Regions from separate parts of the Homo sapiens genome. Here region 2 is linked to region 1. Evidence: chromatin contacts called from ENCODE Hi-C data. All regions are on one chromosome and are shown on one strand. Each heading gives the region's core, a stretch centred on a gene start or an enhancer-like site at or near the end of the contact. The rest is flanking DNA. Distances are from core to core; before and after follow the strand shown. Region 1 overlaps TIAM2 (TIAM Rac1 associated GEF 2). Region 2 overlaps ARID1B (AT-rich interaction domain 1B).

Evidence for each region. A loop is a pair of places that touch in the nucleus more often than their neighbours do. Pooled maps may share reads with other maps.
Region 2: a loop to region 1 is called in a map with no recorded cell type, with 4 times the contacts of the local background. The contact joins two enhancer-like sites. A Hi-C loop is called at or near these places in 2 of 37 single-sample maps with no recorded cell type and 1 of 50 pooled maps.

What each region holds. Positions count from the first base shown.
Region 1 is chr6:155,083,504-155,087,257 of GRCh38, forward strand. All of the region lies in intron 1 of TIAM2 (TIAM Rac1 associated GEF 2), which reads left to right. Among named protein-coding and RNA genes, the nearest start is that of TIAM2, 90 kb to the left of the region's middle. Within about 2 kb of position 2,273, at least 4 of the 41 ENCODE cell types and tissues checked have a DNase peak (open chromatin) inside an H3K27ac peak, as active enhancers do.
Region 2 is chr6:157,062,039-157,066,003 of GRCh38, forward strand. All of the region lies in intron 4 of ARID1B (AT-rich interaction domain 1B), which reads left to right. Among named protein-coding and RNA genes, the nearest start is that of TMEM242, 260 kb to the right of the region's middle. Within about 2 kb of position 1,298, at least 2 of the 41 ENCODE cell types and tissues checked have a DNase peak (open chromatin) inside an H3K27ac peak, as active enhancers do.

The DNA.
Region 1 (3,754 bases), core at 1,023-3,522:
TCTGCCCCTGTTGTCCACAGGACTAGCCTGCTGCCATAAACATGGTGCATGTTGTAAATATTGCACAAGCCTCCCCAGATACTAAATATGTGTAATTCTTGGGGCATGGATTGTGTGGTTCATTTGGAAGTGATGAGGAATTATTATATTGCTGTTCCCTAATGAAGAAAGTCACTTTGCCTGGTGAGTTTTGTCTGTCAACTGGATGAGGATCATCCCTCTGTCTGGAAGCCAGAATTCAGTGGCAGCTTTTAGATACCAATGCTAAGTCAATTTCTTTTGTCTTGGCAAGGGATGGCATAGTATTTCCAGAAGTAAAGTCTTATATGCTGGACAATGTGGCAACAGATGACATACGAAACCAGATAAATGTAGCCTTAGGGCTTCAGGGCAAATGCACCAAGAGAACCAGGCATAAACCTCCTGGCATTTTTTGGCCCAGCCCTGGAAATCCTAGTGTCACGTTGGCTGTACTATATAGGTTGAAGCAGAATCGAGGTGAAGGGGGCATAGGGCTGCCCACCTCCCCTTCCTAAGAGGAGTGTCAGAGAACTTACTGACCTGTTTTAAAACACGAATAGGATCCTAGTGGAGAAAGATCCATTCTGATCTACCTGGGGCACTGCATGTAGGTAATTTCTGTGGTGTGAGTGTTACTATTCTTGTATTTGAGTCTTACTTGAAGACAGGGATAGGGGCCACTCTGGTGGGGTAGGAGCCACTTCACAGCCTCTTACCCCCACCCCCAACCATGTTCCCCACCACACGTGTTGGGACTAATGGCTTGCTTGTGTACAGGCAAGATCAGAAGCAAGCTGTGTCACCATCGTATTTCCAGCACTTAGCATAGTGACTTGAACAGAATAGATATTCAACAAATACTTCTTGAATTGAATGTCATTAACTAAAAAATAGTGCTAACTTTTGTATCCTTGAGTTTTGTCACTGGATACGTGAACCCTTGTGGGACTCCCAGGAAAGACTTACTCTAAACAGGAGCCAGATTGACTGATGTGATCACCAGCCTAGGGAGAGCAGTGAACAAAATGGGTATACCTTGTTCTCCTTCTAGCTGGCCATTGATTTTTTTTGGTGTTTCACATGGGCTGTTTTATAAATAACAACGGTCTTTTTGTAACTTGGCTTACAGTACTCAGTAAATACTGTGCTCCATGTGTATAGGAGTCTGTCCTTTGGGGAGGATAGACTGAAACTTGCTGTTTTCATTGTAATTAGTCATCCCTTTGTCATGAATGGCAGCTTCTCTCCCATTCTATAGTCTACTGGGTAACTCTACAGTTTTCCTTTGTTGAGTGCAGCATCTGATTCCATTAGTTCTTTGTGCAGGAACAGTGCATTAGTGTGGACGTGGGAGGCTGGTGAAAATTGTTATTTAAGGCATACCACATTATGATGTAGTCTTACCTAATGCCTTGGAATAAGAGTCACAGAATGGTTTGTTCATTATGTCTGAAATCTCTACGGGCCCTGAGTGATGAGATAATAAGTAATCCACCTGTAAATGGAGACTCTGGAGGGCCCAGTTAGATCCTACAAACCTGGGTCACAGGAGGGGTTAAGGGAGATGGGAGTTACATTTCTCACTCCCAGTCCTGGAAAACATCCCACTTTCTGTATTGTTTTCTTACAAACATTGAGTCGAATCTCTGAATTGATAAGCTGCCTAGCTGATAACGAGGCTAAAGTAAACCCAGCAACTTTAAAACATGTTTTAAATTCAGGGAGATGGTGGCTACAAAGAAGATACAATTTGAAGAAGGCATGAATTTGAGAGAAAATTTTTAGTAACAAATGCATTCTACTTACGTAGAGGTGGGAGGCATGTTTGAAGGGCACAGGGTAAGTAGTAACTTTCTCTTTCCTTCCCCACCTTTTCTCATTGACCTGCATTGACAGTTGTGCTGCGTACTGTGGGCTTGCACACTGGTTCACCTGACAATGAAAGTTTTATAAACTCTGGGCACTCTGAACTTCACCCAGTCCTTGGCAGTAGGCTTCTAGATTGACTAATCATGTAGTATTTCTTAGATGTGGCCATTAAAAAAAAAAACAACTTTGTGATGTAGTTGAAGGTCTGGATTATATTCAGCTTTCGAGTAGGACATGGGGCAGAATCCCTAGCACTGTAAAAATAAAACCACTTTTCATCACAAAGCTCAAGGGAAAAGAATGTAAGGTGTGTTCATGTTAAATTAAAATTACACTGATGTCATGGTGCAAACAGGCAGCTCCAAGGCTGCGGGACTGGCTGGTTTTCATGCTGATAAAAGCATGAGCCATCAGTCTTGATTGATGACTCTGTCCACACGTGGCACCTATGTGCTGTGAGAGATACAAGCACTCTTTGTGTAAGCAAAAGCATAGCATTGCTTGAGTTTTATTATAGATATAGTTTACCTAGCACCACCTTGGATCTCATAGACTCACATACTCAAGGTGCCCTGTTTGATCTTTCTGTGGTCACAAGATATTGCAGTCCCGGCCCACTGCAAATTCTCCCTTAAAATGGGACTTTCCCTGGCAGCGAAGCCCAGTCTCCACTGTTGAAAGAATAGCCACTTGCTGGATTGCAGTCCAGCTCAGGGAAGCTTCATTGTTCACGTGGCACTGGAGCATGTGAGGAACGCAGAGAGGGTCCTGAGGAAGGCGCTGAGATCCAAGGAAGAGCATTCTTGGAACCAGTAACTTGTCATTGCTGGAAACAGAGCTGTTGTAGCTGTTTGGAGATCTGAGTTCTAGTCTTAGCTCTTTCCCGCTGTCTACATGAGAGGTCTACTTGATCTTTACTGGACTTCACTTTCTTCATCTGCAAAGTGAACAGGGATGAAGTCAATGTGCTCTAAGCTTAAATATTCTATAATCCTGCTTAAAATCATTTCCATCCAAAATGACCTGTAGTTGGCCGGGCACGGCGACTTACACCTGTAATCCCAGCACTTTGGAAGGCTGAGGCGGGTGGATCACCTGAGGTCAGGAGTTCGAGACCAGCCTGACCAACATGGCAAAACCCCATCTCTACTAAAAATACAAAAATTAGACAAGTGTGGTGGCGTGCACCTGTAATCCCGGCTACTCAGGAGGCTGAGGCGGGAGAATTGCTTGAACCTAGGAGGCAGAGGTTGCAGTGAGCTGAGATCGCGCCACTGTACTCCAGCCTGGGCAACAGAGTGAGGCTCCATCTTGGAAAAAAAAAAAAAAAACCCCAACAAAAACCACCAAAATGACCAGTAGTTAAGCTGCAGCTTCCTCTTTAACTCAAGTTATGGCGATATGATGGAAAAGCAAGCCAAGCCACATATTAATCACGTTGTATTAGCAATTTGACGAATCAGTTATTTCATGAACACATTTATTAAGCACCCATGAGTAAGGAATTGTGTCAGGCACCAGGGAAACAAAGTACTTCACTTTCAAAGCAGTTCTAGTAAAGGGGAAAGGTAAGTGAGTTCTAGTAAAGGAGACAAATGAGTGAAAAAGAAATAATTGCGAGGCAATTGCCTATATCAGAAAGAGTGGTGAGGTGAAGGAGGGAGCAATAACCCTGTGAGGTTCGGGGTATGATGGTAGGTGATCAGAGGAAGAGACACTTAAGCTGGGTCTTGAGGGGCAATTAGGAGTTCTCCAGGGAGGTGTTCCCTGTAGAGAACAGTATATGCAAAGGCATAGAAACCAAAAAACATGAAATCACATGGTATTTGGAATGAACATGTGGAAAGTTCTGTTATGTAACAGA
Region 2 (3,965 bases), core at 48-2,547, 2.0 Mb after region 1:
TGCGTGCTGTCACTGCTGTCACTTTTTGGAGATAATAAAATGTTTGACAAAGCAGTCATGATAAGCCGAATCTACTTTCCCAAGTACATAGCTACAACATTAGATTCTTTTGCTTTCTCTTGCTATTGTATGTTCCCCTGTTTCTGTTTCTCCTTTTGTTTTGTTGTTTTTTTTTTTTAGAGACAGAGCCTCCCTCTGTCACCCAGGCTGGAGTACAGTGGCGCCATAGCTCACTGCAGCCTCCAACTGCTGGGCTCAAGCAGTCTTCCAGCCTCAGCCTCCCAAGTACTTGGGACCACAGGCACACACCACCATGCCCAGCTAATTTTTTTCATTTTTTGTAGAGACGGGGTCTCACTGCATTGCCCAGGCTGGTCTTGAATTCCTAGCTTCAAGCAATCCTCTCACCTTGGCCTCCCAAAAGTGTTGGGATTACAAGTGTGAGCCACCGAACATGGCTTGTTTCTCCTTTTGTTAATTGCTGTAGACACGAGTTTGATTTTTAAATTTTCCCTTGTATATTCATAGAAGGTATGAGGACAGGGTACCATAAGAAACTGATGACGGTGGTCCGATGAGCACTCGCTACTTGCCTTCCTCCTGTGATGTTTGTTGTTTCATACAAAGTGTCTGTTAATCTGGTATGTTTTAAAATATATATATATATATTTTTTTTTTTTTTGAGATGGAGTTTTGTTTTTGTTGCCCAAGCTGGAATGCAATGACGCGATCTCAGCTCACTGCAACCCCTGCCTCCTGGGTTCAAGCTATTCTCCTGCCTCAGCCTCCCGAGCAGCTGGGATTATAGGTGCGCACCAGCACACCTGCCTAATTTTTTGTATTTTTAGTAGAAATGGGATTTCACCATGTTAGCTAGGCTGGTCTCGGACTCCTGACCTCAGGTGATCCACCCGCCTCAGCCTCCCAAAGTGCTGGGATTACAGCCGTGAGCCACCGTGCCCAGCCTAAAATATATTTTAAAGAAATAAGTTACATTTCAGAATGAGAATGGATGGGTCCTACTGACCATCCTCATCTTGGATTTGAAGAATGTAGAGAATCTTTAATGTGGTGGCTTTTCCCTTTTTTTTTTTCTTTTAAACATTTTTGAATCTTAGATTACTATCAAGTTCCAAGGGAGAGAGGACAGTTTCCAGGACAGGTGAATGAGCCACCAGCCATTTTTTCATGCCAGTGTGAAATGTTGAGTAAGGGAAGAAGGGGTGGCAGCTGGGGGGCTAACATTTACTGAGCAGCAAGCAAATACCAGGTGCTTTGCATTTCTTTTAACACACCACCTTAAGAGGCAGGTGCTCTCATGCCCCTTTGACAAAGGAGGAAACAGCCTCACAGGTTAGGTAGCTGATACTGTGAGGCATGCGGCTAATAAAAAGCCAGTGCCTTTTCCACACCAAGATGCTTATCATTAGGGGCCCTTTCCTCCTCTGTTAGATTTTTTTTTAGATAGTTGTGCTATTACTTGACTTGCCTATAGAATGTGAGTTTAATTCTATTATACCATAAGAATTGAGTGTGGAAGAATAGTATGTTAACTTCTCAGGCACATGTGAGTTACCAACATAAAATGTGTGTAAAATATAAAACTCATACGAAATGTACTTCTAATGAGTCAGACTTCTCAATTTTATTGTTATGTATGGAATGACTGCCAGTGGGTAAACCTGACAATCTAGTCCTTGTACAATATGCAAATGGCTAGTGTGTTATCTGGGAGGGTTTTAGTTTTTCATGACTTATCACAGGGTGACATTCCTTTAGCAAATGTCTTTAAGACCAAGATCTGGTTCTCTGTTTTACAAGGCTCAGAAACCAATGTTACCAGGAGAATACTGAGAGCTAGATGACCCATCTCAGATGAAGACTCATGGACCACACTGGTTGGCACCGCAGTGCTCTACCTGCAGGCTGACCTCTGTAGGGAGAGGCCAGTCTGTGAGGGGGGCATCAGAACATGGGGTGGTTAAATAATTGGAAGGTTTGTGGCATCCGACTAGGCTAGCCGGAAACCTGCATCTCCACAGTAGGAATCCCATTCTGGTTGTGCAGTCATCTCTGATATTCATTGGCCTGGATTCCCTACCCTGTTGTCATCTTTGTCTTGCAGCACCTCTGAGATTTTTCCCTGGCTGATCAGCCCCTCGTTTGACTGATACAGTTTTTCCTGAGCCATCTGAGTATATCTGGTCTGACGATAGGTACTGCCTATTTAGGAGTTGGCCTTGCTCTTTAAGGTAACTTTGCATGTATCTGCTGAACAGGAATACTTGTTTTTCATGAGACTCTAAAGCTCCTTTCTCCAGAACGCATGTTTAGCTATGTGTGTTCGTAATATTAAAGAGCAAAATAAAACACTCAGAGGCTATGCTCAGTTTTTATGATGATACGGAAACATTCTTCTTAGTGTTTCTTCGATGGTTTGAGTGTATTGTTGTTCCCAGTGAACAGTGAAGACTTGATTTGTTTAATTTTTACTCTTCTAATGCTTCTTATTCATGAGCACTTATAACCCAATCCAAAGTCTGTCAAGTGGAGAACGCACAACCCTGGCTTTCTGGATTCGCCGAGAACACTTCCAAATGCACCTTTAGCTGCTGCACCTGACGAGTGTCATGCCCCACTGTCCCCACATCCTCTCCTGACCAGCTGAGTGGATTACACTTTAGAGCTTCGGCCCTGGTGGATCCAGCTTCTAACCCCAGGCTCCGGCCTCTGCCTGATACTGCGTGCACCCCAGCCACAACCTTGGCCTGCCCCCTGCCCTTCAGCCCCGGCTCTCACTTTCTCTCCCTCTTTTTTTGATTACTACTCCCTTTCCTTCCTCTTCAGGACAAATAAGCAGTAGAGGAAGTTACTGTCTTTTGTTGTTTTATTAGGAACTGACTATAATTCTAAAAGACACTCCATTTTCAAGTCCAAATGGCTCAACCCATTCTCTACTGGAGTAGTTTGTTTAACAAAAATTATTATTTGCAAATAGTTATTTTTATAGATATGAAAGTAAGGAAGTAGTGTTTAAGTTAAAAGAGTATTAAAGCAGCATTTTATCATATTTGGGGAAATTCACCTCTCCACGTCCCTATCTAACCCATACATAACTGTGCTAGTCAAAGTCATGAAGAATATAAGTTAAAAGAAGTTCAAAGTAATGAAAACTTGAAGGAAAATCTGAGAGACAAATGAAAAATGCTTTCAAATGTGATACTACTGAAGATAGTAAGGTAAAATTGCCTCTCTTTTTTTAAGCTGAAACTACTTTGGCTCTGGGTATTAACTGGTTCTGTACCATAATCGGGATATATCATTCCATATGTGTATGCCTGTGAATTCGTTAATATAAATGATGATGATATTGTGGTTTATACTTTTATTTTAAATTAAAAAACCGTCTCTAATTGATGAAAGGTGCCTTTATGGTACAGTTACTTTCAAATACATCAAGCACTGCTTGGGTTGACCCTTGACTTCATGGGCATGTTGGTCTTTGACCCAGAACTGGTAAATGAACCCTGCAGGGAAATCATTAGAGAATTGGAACAATTGTGGTAGTGGGATCAGGGGTCAAACCATTACCTACCCATAGAAACTTCCGTTTCAGTTGGACTTCTTGCTTTTCTGAGAGCAGGTCATATTTTCAGGGAGAATACCAAAGAAGAATTTAGCGTACATTAGTGCTGACCTATCAGGAGAAATAAGACCGTAAGGATTTGGATGATGGCTGGTTTATATTCTCTAATGCCATGACAAATGACTATGCTGTCATTGTGTAGAAGTCCATTTTTTAATGTAAGTATTGTGGAGGTGTAACATAAATACAGGGACATGCACAAATTTAAATGTACAACTTGATACATTTTCTCAAAATGAACACACTTGTGTAATCAGTACTTGGTTCAGAAACACCACCAGGACCCCAAAAGCCCTCTTATGCCTCTTTTGAATCATTA